Regions from separate parts of the Mus musculus genome. Here region 1 is linked to region 2. The links are chromatin loops, found by intact Hi-C in ENCODE. Cell type or tissue: gastrocnemius. All regions are shown on one strand. Links, peaks and the distances in the headings refer to the core of each region. The heading gives the core; the rest is flanking DNA.

What was found. A loop is a pair of places that touch in the nucleus more often than their neighbours do. Peaks named below come from ENCODE experiments on the same cell type or tissue, not always from the same donor. Only the 100,000 strongest peaks of a DNase experiment are listed, where the experiment ranks them.
Region 1: a loop joins it to region 2, with 1.8 times the contacts of the local background. A loop is called at or near these places in 2 of 42 quality-filtered maps.

The regions. Positions count from the first base shown.
Region 1 is chr15:38,082,476-38,087,859 of GRCm38, reverse strand. No RefSeq gene overlaps it. Among named protein-coding and RNA genes, the nearest start is that of Ubr5, 6.3 kb to the right of the region's middle. In gastrocnemius, for the core only: no CTCF peak of the experiment used is centred there; no DNase peak of the experiment used is centred there.
Region 2 is chr15:38,160,977-38,166,360 of GRCm38, reverse strand. No RefSeq gene overlaps it. Among named protein-coding and RNA genes, the nearest start is that of Gm35081, 20 kb to the right of the region's middle. In gastrocnemius, for the core only: no CTCF peak of the experiment used is centred there; a DNase peak (open chromatin) is centred at 2,286.

The sequences.
Region 1 (5,384 bases), core at 207-5,206, 78 kb after region 2:
CAGTAACGAGATCTGATTCCTTCTTCTGGGGTGTCTGAAGACAGCTTCAGTGTACTTACATATTATAAATAAATAAATAAATAAATAAATAAATCTTAAAAAAAAAAAAAGCCCATACTACCAGAGGAATGACACATAAAGCTGACCTCCATGCTCGGACACAGGTGCAACAATGCAGGCATATGCATACATATAGCATACATATACATATTACACCCCCCCCCCCCCTTGCTCAAGCTGCTCTCAAGAGACACTCCTGTGTTAGCTCTAGTGCCAATGAGTGGCACCACCCCTGTCTCTTAAAAGGTTTTCATAAATACCCTTGAGCAATTAAGGAGGCTCCCTTTCATTCATTGTTCTAAGAGTCTTTCTCATGAATGTTGTTACAATCGTGCAGCTGGCTTTTGTTTCCTATGTTGAATGGTTATTCTCCTTTACTGTGTGAATGTGGTAATTTACATTGGTTAAATTTTCAGAGTTCAAATCATCTATCCTGTATTTATGGACTAAGATCATCAACATTTACTGGTGTATTAGTTTTGCTCATATTTGCTGATGAGTTTTACACTCACGTTAATGCAATTTTTTTCTTCTAATGACACTGCCAGATTTTTAGAACACGGGCACATTGCTAGTCTCATGAAGTGAAGGTGTTTAATTTTTCCCTCCCCATTTACCTAAAGAATTTATGCAAGATTGACATATAATATCTTTCCTGTTGGTTAATATTTGACAGTGCAATTTTGTCTTCATGAAACTTTTTTTGTAGAAAGTTTCCATTAATGATCATAGGACTCGGGGCTAGGGATGGAATGGCTTGCTTAACATGGAGCCTGAGGTTCATGTCCTAGATTCATATAAACCTGGGCTGGTGGTTCAAGCCTTTAGTCCCAGCATTCAGGAGCCAGAGGCAGGCGGATCTCTGAGTTTGAGGCCAGCCTGGTCTATAGATCGAGTTTCAGCACAGCCAGGGCTATACAGAGAAACCTTGTCTCAAACAAACAAAAAAAGGAAAGCAAAAAACCCCTTTGCTGGCATTGAATACCTATAATCCCAGGGAAGGAGGCAGAGACAGGAGGGAGGATCAGGGGTTCAATCATTCTCTACTACATAGCAAGTTTGAGGCTAGTCAGGGCTACATGAGACCATCTGCCTTCCTTCCTTCTTTTTGTAGTCTAGGCTGGCCTCAAACTCAAAAGACTCTCCAGCTTTTACCTTCCAAGTCCTGGGTGTGAGCCACTCACTACCACCTGTCTGAGACCCTGTCTTAAAACACACACATCACTTTAAGACCTACCTTTCACGTCATTTCGTCATGTTGACTAGTGTCCTTTCCCACTTCCTGGGGATTGACTCTAAGTCTTTTTATCTTTTATCTTGAGAAAGAGCCTCACTAAGGTGCCAATCATGGCTTTGAATTTATTCCACAGCCCAGACAAGCCTTGAACTTGCTATCTTCCTGCTTGGCTTCATCAGTATTTGTGATTACAGCCTTGACCGTCCCTGTAAATGTTGGCGATCTACTCTAAGGTCTCCCACATAACGGGCAGACTGCTCTATGCCTGGGCTACTGTGAAGCCTGAGCCCCATTACTTTTTCAGTCTACATTCATAGACCTACATTTTTTCTCACTGCTGTCTTCTCTTTTTTATTGTAGAGGTGGGGTTTCTACGGCTGTCTCTGAACTTCCTGAGCTTGAGGGATCTTAGCATCTGTAGGGGCTGAGACAAGGGGTATATACCACTCTGCCAGGCTCCTTGCTTTTATTTACACAAGGTTTCATTGTTACTATGGCTGGTCTGGAACTTGCTATGTAGACCAGGATGGACTTGAACTGAAGGCATGTGTAACCACACCCAGTCATTCTTGATTTCTTGGTGTCTCTGAGCTTACACTGGGAAGCATTTTCCTTTTACCTGAAGAATGAACACTTTTTAAAAAATTATTTTATTTTTATCTCTGTGTGTGTGTCTATGGCACATATGCAGGAACCCTCTGGGACCAGAGGAGAATTTTGGAGTTTCCTGGAAGAGCTATAGGACGTTGTGAAGCTGCCGACATGCATGCTGGGAACCAAACACACATCCTCTGGAAGAACAGTATGTTCTCTCATGTGCTCTCAACTGCAGATCAATCCCTGCAGTCCTTTATTACTACTTTTATTAATGTGGGGACAGGGTATCTCTGTATAGTCTACACTGGTCTAGGGCTTGCTATGTGGTCAAGCCAGCCTGAAAACCCTACTGTGTCTCATTTTCCCCAGTGCTAGGATTATAGGTTTGTATCATTCCCTGCTCCATTCAAAAATGCCTTTATTATTCTTTACTATTTTTCTTATTTTTCATTGTAAATTGCCAAATTATGTATATATTCTTGAAGTTCTTGAGGCTATTCTTTGGCTGTAGAAGTGAGATTTGCCTACAGTTATAAAAGGCACTGTATGCTGGCAGACTAACAGTCTTGGAGAAGAGCTTAGCACTCAGACTTAGAGTGGATGGCTAAGTGTTCCATCTCCATCCCTCCTCAGGTTAACTGTGGGCTCTGGCCCACAGTTTCCTAGAGAGTTCCAAGTAGGACTACATTTCAGTGCTCCAAGAAGCTAAAATAGGTGGCCACCTACCTCCTGAGTGTTCTCCCTTTTTGATCTTATTTCTGTATTCCAACTGGTACTGATACCAGGGAAGCCAGGGTCATCTCCTGGGATTCTTGGTCTCATTCTTGGTCCAAGACTTCAAGCACTCAGGAAGCAGAGGCAGGTGGGTCTCTTGTGAGTTTGAGTACAGCCTTGTCTACAAAGTGAGTCCAGGACAACATACAGAAGAAACCCTATTTTAGAAATAATAAAATAAAATAAACTCACAGGCAGGCAAGGTGTCAGTCTTGGCAGCTACCTGGAGGAGAATGAGGAAGAATAAAATGAACCATGCTATTTGAGTTACTACCATGTATACCTGACACAGAGTAGACCATCAGCCACATGACAGGGAGGGGAGTTTAAAGAAAGAGTAAGGAAGCCCAAAGCATCAGGCAGGACTGTGCCTTTCTGAGTTAGGACTCAACAAACCTCATGGTAAGCCCATGACAGCTTGTAGGACTGCAAGTGGGACAGGAATTCTGGGAAAGAGAAGTACACATCTCATTTAAAAGGAATAATTATTCTACCTATGTCTTTTGGCTAGGTGATTGACCCCCCCAACTAGGATGTTAGGTCTCTACCCAGGACAGAGGTTCTTTTTTTTTTTTTTTTTTAATTTATTTATTTTATCTGCAAGTACATAGGCACACTGGAAGAGGGCATCAGATATTTTAGTCAGCTGTTGGCCACCATGTAGGTGCTGGGACCAAAACTCAGGACCTCTGGAAGAACAGACAGTGCTCTTAACTTTGGAGACATCTCTTCAGCCCCCAGGAGTTCTAGTTTATTGACAAGTTTTCCCTTCAAGGGCTCTTATTGGTGCTGTACCAGAAAAAAAAAAGTGCAACCACTTTTTTTTGTTTGTTTGTTTTGTTTTGTTTTGTTTTGAGACAGGGTTTCTCTGTGTAGCCCTGGCTGTCCTGGAACTCACTTTGTAGACCAGGCTGGCCTTGAACTCAGAAATCCGCTTGCCTCTGCCTCCCAAGTGCTGGGATTAAAGGCATGAGCCACCAAGTCCGGCGGCAACCACTTTCTAAATGAACTATTTATACCCAAATCCTTTGCTCAGTGTCTGCTTTCAGGGAAGTCAAACTGTATTGCCCAGTCCTTTGGGACACAGTAAAAAGTATGAGGGATACGTTAGCACGTGCCATGGCATGGGAGAGTCCTGGGCTCTTACCTGAGTGCGTGCCCATCAGAAGGACTTTCAGGATCTGGCTTCTGCACTTGTCTCAGTGGGAAGGGCAGAAACAGGACTCAATTCCCTGGGCCTTACCTGGATCTGGGTTAATAGCTCTACACACTTTCTTACAACTTATGTGCTTTTAGCTATACTTAGAGTAGTATTTTGCTTAACCCTTTCTTTCTTTCTTTCTTTCTTTCTTTCTTTCTTTCTTTCTTTCTTTCTTTCTTTCTTTCTTTTTATTATTACGTATTTTCTTCAATTACATTTCCAATGCTATCCCAAAAGTCCCCCCCCCCCCACTCCCCTACCCACCCATTCCCATTTTTTGGCTCTGGCGATCCCCTGTACTGGGGCATATAAAGTTTGCCCGACCAATGGGCCTCTTTCCAGTGATGGCCGACTAGGTCATCTTTTGATGCAGCTAGAGTCAAGAGCTCTGGGGTACTGGTTAGTTCATAATGTTGTTCCACCGATAGGGTTGCAGATCTCTTTAGCTCCTTGGATACTTTCTCTAGCTCCTCCATTGGGGGCCCTGTGATCCATCCAATAGTTGACTGTGAGCATCCACTTCTGTGTTTGCTAGGCCCCGTCTTTCTCTCTCTCTCTCTCTCTTTCTTTCTTTCTTTCTCCTTCCTTCCTTCCTTTCTTTTTTTTTTTTTTGAGACAGGGTTTCTCTGTATAGCCCTGATTGTTCTGGAACTCCCTCTGTAGACCAGGCTGGCATCGAACTCAGAAATCCACCTGTCTCTGCCTTCCAAGTTCTGGAATGAAAGGCGTGTGCCACCACTGCCTGGCTGGTTAACCCTTTCTAAATTGAGAGATTTCACCCCAGAGAAAGAATTAGTTCCGATTATTAGCCAGAAACTTCCAGCGCCTTCTCTTCCATATGTGAGTCACAGGCTAGTGCTCTGCTGCTGAGCTGCACATCCAGCTTCCTTTAACTAGAAGTGTATATGCACGTGTGTGCAGTCTCAGGATGTGAGAGCAGTTGGCCCTGGACTGCTGAGTTTAAGAGTGTCTGCCTCGCCTCCCCGAGTAGCTGGAATTACAGGTGCACGGCCTCAGCTTCCTATCCAGGCTGGTATGGTAGTACACTATCCTTTTCAAAGGGCTTTATTGGACCACTGCTTACTGCCTGTCTTGGTCACTGTTCTATTTCTGTGACTAAGCATTCAACTATATGAGCTTGTGGGGGAATCTTCTCATTCAAGCCACCATGTTCCACTGTCTGGCCCTCACAGACTTGTAGCCATCTCATAAGGCAAATATGCATTCAGTCCAACTTCATAAGTCCCCATAGGTCATCATAGTTTTAACACTGTTTAAAAGCTCGAAGTCTCTTTTAATACTCATGGCAAACTCTTAACTGTAATCCCCTGTAAGATCTAATCTAAAAGCAGATCACCTACTTCCAACATACAATGTCACAGAATACATAGTACTATTCAAAAAGCATGGTGAGGAAATACTGGACCAGAGTAAACCTGAAAATCAGCTGGGCAAACTCCAGATTCTCCATCTCCATGTCTTATGTCAAAAGTGCTCTGTAGGCCTCTAGTTTCT
Region 2 (5,384 bases), core at 250-5,249:
GCAGGCATGTTTAATGCCCACAATGCCTCAGGCAGAGATGCCTTCCTCTGCGCTGGCTGTGGGTTCCAGGTGGAATGCCTCTGCTCCCTCCCCAGGGACTGGGCAGCAGCAGCAGCAGCAAGGTGATACATTGTTAGCAAGTTCTACCAGAAGTTTCAAAACATCCCCCTCTGGACGCACTGTTCTAGAAACCTGCCACAGAGATTCTACTCATAATTACTCTGTCATCAGTAAGACGTGAGCTCTGCTGAAACAAAAAGCCTCTCAAGATAGAAAGAGCGTGAACTTCCATTCATTATGTAACATCCACAGTCTATCTGGGGCACTGGAGAGTTTCCTAATAGAATTTTTACCACCACTTGACGTGTGATGAGTACGAAGTGAACAAATACAGAAAATACAGAATTAACGGGAAGCAGCTGACACACTGTTCTGATTGTCCCCACCTAGGGGAACAGGAGAGTTTGTTCCCTCTGGTGTTTAATTAATATTCAGGTCATGTGAAATTTTTGCAATGCAGGTATAATGAATGGCACTTGTGTTTTTTTGGTTTTGTTTTTGTAGAGTGAGAACCATTTTGAGGTGTGGTATAGTTCACAGAGAGGCATCCTGGGCTCCTAATTCTCCCTGTTCACAGTTCCTTTCCCTAGCGTCTCTCTAAAAACCAAGCTGCAGCTTGCTGCCATCTCTTCTCCCGTCTCCTCGAAGCATGCATTCCTGGCTAATTCCCTGGCCTTAGTTCAAAGATTATATCCTGGTGTGTTATCACGTATGCCTGAAATCAGTACACTCAAGAGGCTGGGCCAAATGGATCAAGAGTTCCAGACCAACTTGGATGATGCAGTGGAATGAGATACTGACTCAGCAGTACAGATATATAGAGGTGTTTTCCTACTGTAAACTCAAGGTCAGGAACGTTAGATAGATAGATGATAGGTATATTGTAGATAGATTAGAGATAGATAGGTAGATAGATAGATAGATGATAGATAGATAGATGATAGATAGATAGATAGATAGATAGATAGATAGATAGATAGATAGATAGATAGATAGATAGATAGATGGGTAAACAGACAGATGGACAGATACATGGGTAGAAAGACAGACGGATGGATGATAGACATAGACATATAATAGAGTTAGATGGTAAATGATGATGAAAATAGATAGATAGATAGATAGATAGATAGATAGATAGATAGATAGATAGATATTACAAAACATGAGAAGAGAAAGGTAAGAGCTATGAGTACTTTTGTCTTAGTTGTAGGAGGACGTGAAGGCTCCATAGAATGTGTCATTTCTATTGGGTTTCAAAGGTTGTTTGATAAGTAGGTGAAAGACCATAAAACTAAAGGAAATAGTCTGAACATTATTATATAATCATTCCAGTCATGAGTTAAAAGAAAGAAAGAAAGAAAGAGATTGTTTTTCTCCTTTTTGTGTTTATTTGCTGTTACTATTATAGCTGTGCATATTTGGGAAATTACAGTGCCTACAGGGCTTGGTTTGGAACCCGCTTCTAAGAGTGTGGGGAGAGCACATCTGTTTGGTTTTTGTTGTTTTTTAAAGATTTGTTTTATGTATGTGAGTATATTGTTGCTGTCTTCAGACACCAGAAGAGGGCATCAGATCCCATTACAGGTGGATGTGAACCACCATGTGGTTGCTGAGAATTGAACTCAGCACTTCTGGGAGAGCAGTCAGTGCTCTTAACTACCAAGCCATCTCCCCAGCCACATCTGTTTGTTAACTCCTGTATTTCTGCATCGGGCACATACTGATAAAGTAGAGGATTACACAGCATCATGACTGCCTGGGGTTTCTTTTTATAACAAACATATTAGGTATTCACTCTTCCTGTGAATTCCCCATCCTGGATTTTGCTTTTTTTGGGGGGGGGGTCTATCTGTTTGTTTGCTTTCATGACACAAGGTCTTACTAGGTTGCCCAGGTTCTTCTCATAGTCATGGAAATCCTACTGTCTTGGTGCAACCATTGATTTTTTTTTTTTAATAGAAAATTTATCAGAGGTATATTGAATCCATAAGATGCGATCTGCTGGCCATACTTTATAATATCAAGCTGCTCTCAAATGGCTGCATTGGAGTTCAGCTGAGGCTGTGTGTGAGGCAAGGGGCCATGGGGAACTGACATTTACCGGCTAGAGGCCTTAGCAAGTGACTCTGATTTTCTAGCTTTCAAATTCCTCCTTTGCCTGAAGGAAACTGTCTGGAATCTCAACAGAACGGTTCCCTAATACCCAACAACGGTGCCAGCACTGTGACTGTCCCTTGGCAGACATTTCTATTCTTTCCTACAATGCTTTGAAAAGCTTGCATTACAGATCTTTGATTGATTTGTACATGGACCAGATTTTTATCTGAACATCATCCTGTTACTGAAGCATGGAAGCACACAGATGAACTTGCACGCTGCAGAAGAGTAAGGCCAGGAAACAGTCGTCAGATTTAAGATAGAGCTGTCTTCCCATTGAGCAGGAACAAGAGCACAGGATATTTCAAATGCCGTGGATGACATTGCAGAAGCTAACCAGATCTGGCATTTGTGAGACATTCAAAGGCTTTTTTTTTTTTTAATTCTAGGGCCCTGGGATTCTGAACAGCAGCCCTTCCGACATGTCATTTATCCTAGAGAAGTAAGTAAATTAGACAGTGAAACAGGAGATGCAGTCTGTCTCCTCATAGTCCTAAATTGAATTTATAAATAAGAATAAGAAGAGGAGAACATACTGGGCTCTTCTGAGGAATTATTGACCAACGGGGGCTCCACTGGCAGCTAATCGGACATGACGTTTTTCAGTCTCTTCTTCTCTAAAAGCGTCTCCAGATTCGCATTTTAATGTACTTGTTTTGGGAAGTGTTTAATTTCCAACAAGAACAAAGGAATTCTTTGAAAGGAATTATATGTAAAATGAGTTGAGTGGTTTGTCACCATTTACAAGTCTTCTATGCAGGGACAGTAGTCTCAGTAGTGACAGTGCCCTCATACCTCAGAGACCAAACCTCAGCCGCCAGAGAGGAGAGAGTAAGCATACGTACTGTGCAGCCTGTTATCAAATCAGGATCCTCAGATCACGAAGTTAAAAATTTAATCGTTGCCACCCCGAGTTCCAACTTGACAATGACTATACAGTAATGGCCTCTTAGGAGGAATGCCCCCTAGGCTCTGCACAGTGATCACAACAGCTGTTTCCTTGTGTGGGCAAATGCCTTGAAATGCCCTGCAACTGTCTCAAGGACAAACGAGCTTGTATAAAGGAGGAAAGAGCTGGGAGGCATGGGTTGCACACAACTTCCCTAGGAAATTTTTAACGAAGGAGTGAACATGGGAGCTCTGAAGCCATGCTTACAGCGGCTACTGACTTGGGAGCGTTTGGCTTAAAGGGTTGAACCTGGTGAGAAGCTTCCCAACCAATCTCAGAAAGGTGTAGCCAGACAGGCTTCTTACGCATCTTTGTTGTTGTTGAGACAGTCTCACTGTGTAGCCTTGGATAGCCCAAAACTCCCTAATGTAGCCCAGGCTGGCCTCTGCCCACAGAGTGCTAGGGTTAAAGGTGTGTGACACCACACACAACTACATTTTCACTGTTGTTGTCTCAGTGCTGAGGGTGGAATACACAGCCTTACATGCGGAAGGCAAGTTCTCTACCCTCGCTATAACGCCAGCCCTATGTTAATTTTTTTTTTAACATGAATTCAGGCCATCAAGTTTGTCTTTATCCACTAAGCCATGTCACAACCCCAAACTGGCTTCTCCTGTGGTTGCTGCTCTCAGTGCTGCAGGGAGTCTTCTGTTTGCTGTGGACAAGGTCAGTACAGAGATGCACACTAGTCAAAGTGCTGAGAATAAGTGGCTGGGACATGCTTGGTCCTGTACAGGACAAAGGAAACTCCAGTTCCCCGAACTCCAAAAGGCAGTCCTTAATGTATCCAGAAATGGACTCAGCCTGGACTATGGGAGGATTTCTGGCAGTTAGATAAAAGCTAGCATTCCTCGAGAACCTGTGAAACTGGCTCCCATGTGCCAGAAATCGTGATCTCCCTTTCCTCTGGCAGAAGGGACACATGGTGACCGTGGTGCCTATCATAGTCCATGCTGACCTCCAGGCTCCCTCAGCATCACCAGTGCCTGTGATACATTTCCAAGTCCACACCAGCATCCTAGCCTTTCTGGTCTCCTCCCTCCCCTAAACTCCCTGAAGCTCACAGCCCCCCCCCCATCTCATCTACCCACTACTTATCATTCCTATAACACCCTAGTCTCACTATTCTCTGCTCTTGCTATTCTATCATCTATCTATCTATCTATCTATCTATCTATCTATCTATCTATCTATCTATCCATCCATCCATCCATCCATCTATCTATCTATCTATCTATCTATCTATCTCTATCACCTAATATATCACCTCTATCTATCTATCTATCTATCTATCTATCTATCTATCTATCACCTATCTAATCTATCACCTATATCTATCTATCTATCTATCTATCTATCTATCTATCTATCTATCTATCTATCATCTATCTACCTATTTTTCTATATCATAAGTTCTCTTGCTATACGCTATTCCCTATCTCTAGTTAGTCTTCCTCCTGTCACAGATAGCTCTGGGCATGTGCAGTCTGCTTCTTCCTCTCTCTGCTCTGGACTCTTCTGGCTGTTCTCTCTCTCTCTCTCTCTCTCTCTCTCTCTCTCTCTCTCTCTCCTACAATAAAAATCATAACCATATTGTTATGGGGTCCCACTAGGAATGACCACTCAGTGACAGTTTGTAGCCAATTGAAAGTCTTTATTCCAGCAGAGACTATACTCAGGTATCCTGCTCTAGTGTAGCCCCATGTATTCGGAGCATTTCTTGGCATCTCACTTGGCAGCTACAGGGGGTGCTTTGCAAAAGCAAGTTGCTGAACAGAAGCTAAGATAAGCAGTTAGCTGGAAGTAGATCTGAACAAACAGGCAGCTTTAACAGAAGCTAGGGTAAATTAGGGCATCTTGGCTTCAGGCCCTAGAATAGAGTTCGGTAATTTTCCACTAAATTATTCATTACAGAGATTAAATTCTAGTTAAACCTGAAATGGCCTCAGCAAGAAACAAAATGGAGGAAACTGTCTTTCCCTGTCACATTGTCATAGAGCAGGCATGATGACAGTTTCTTTACTGCCCCCCCCCCATATATTTACCTCATCCAAGGCTCAAGGAAATCTAGTAAGAAGGGGCAAGAAGAACGTAAGAGCCAGAGGAGAGGAAGGAAGGTATGCCATGTGACACTGCCTTCTGGGTATGTCTTGCTACACACATGAACCCACAGCAGCAGTGGCCACCTACTGAGACAAGACTGCACAGTCAATAA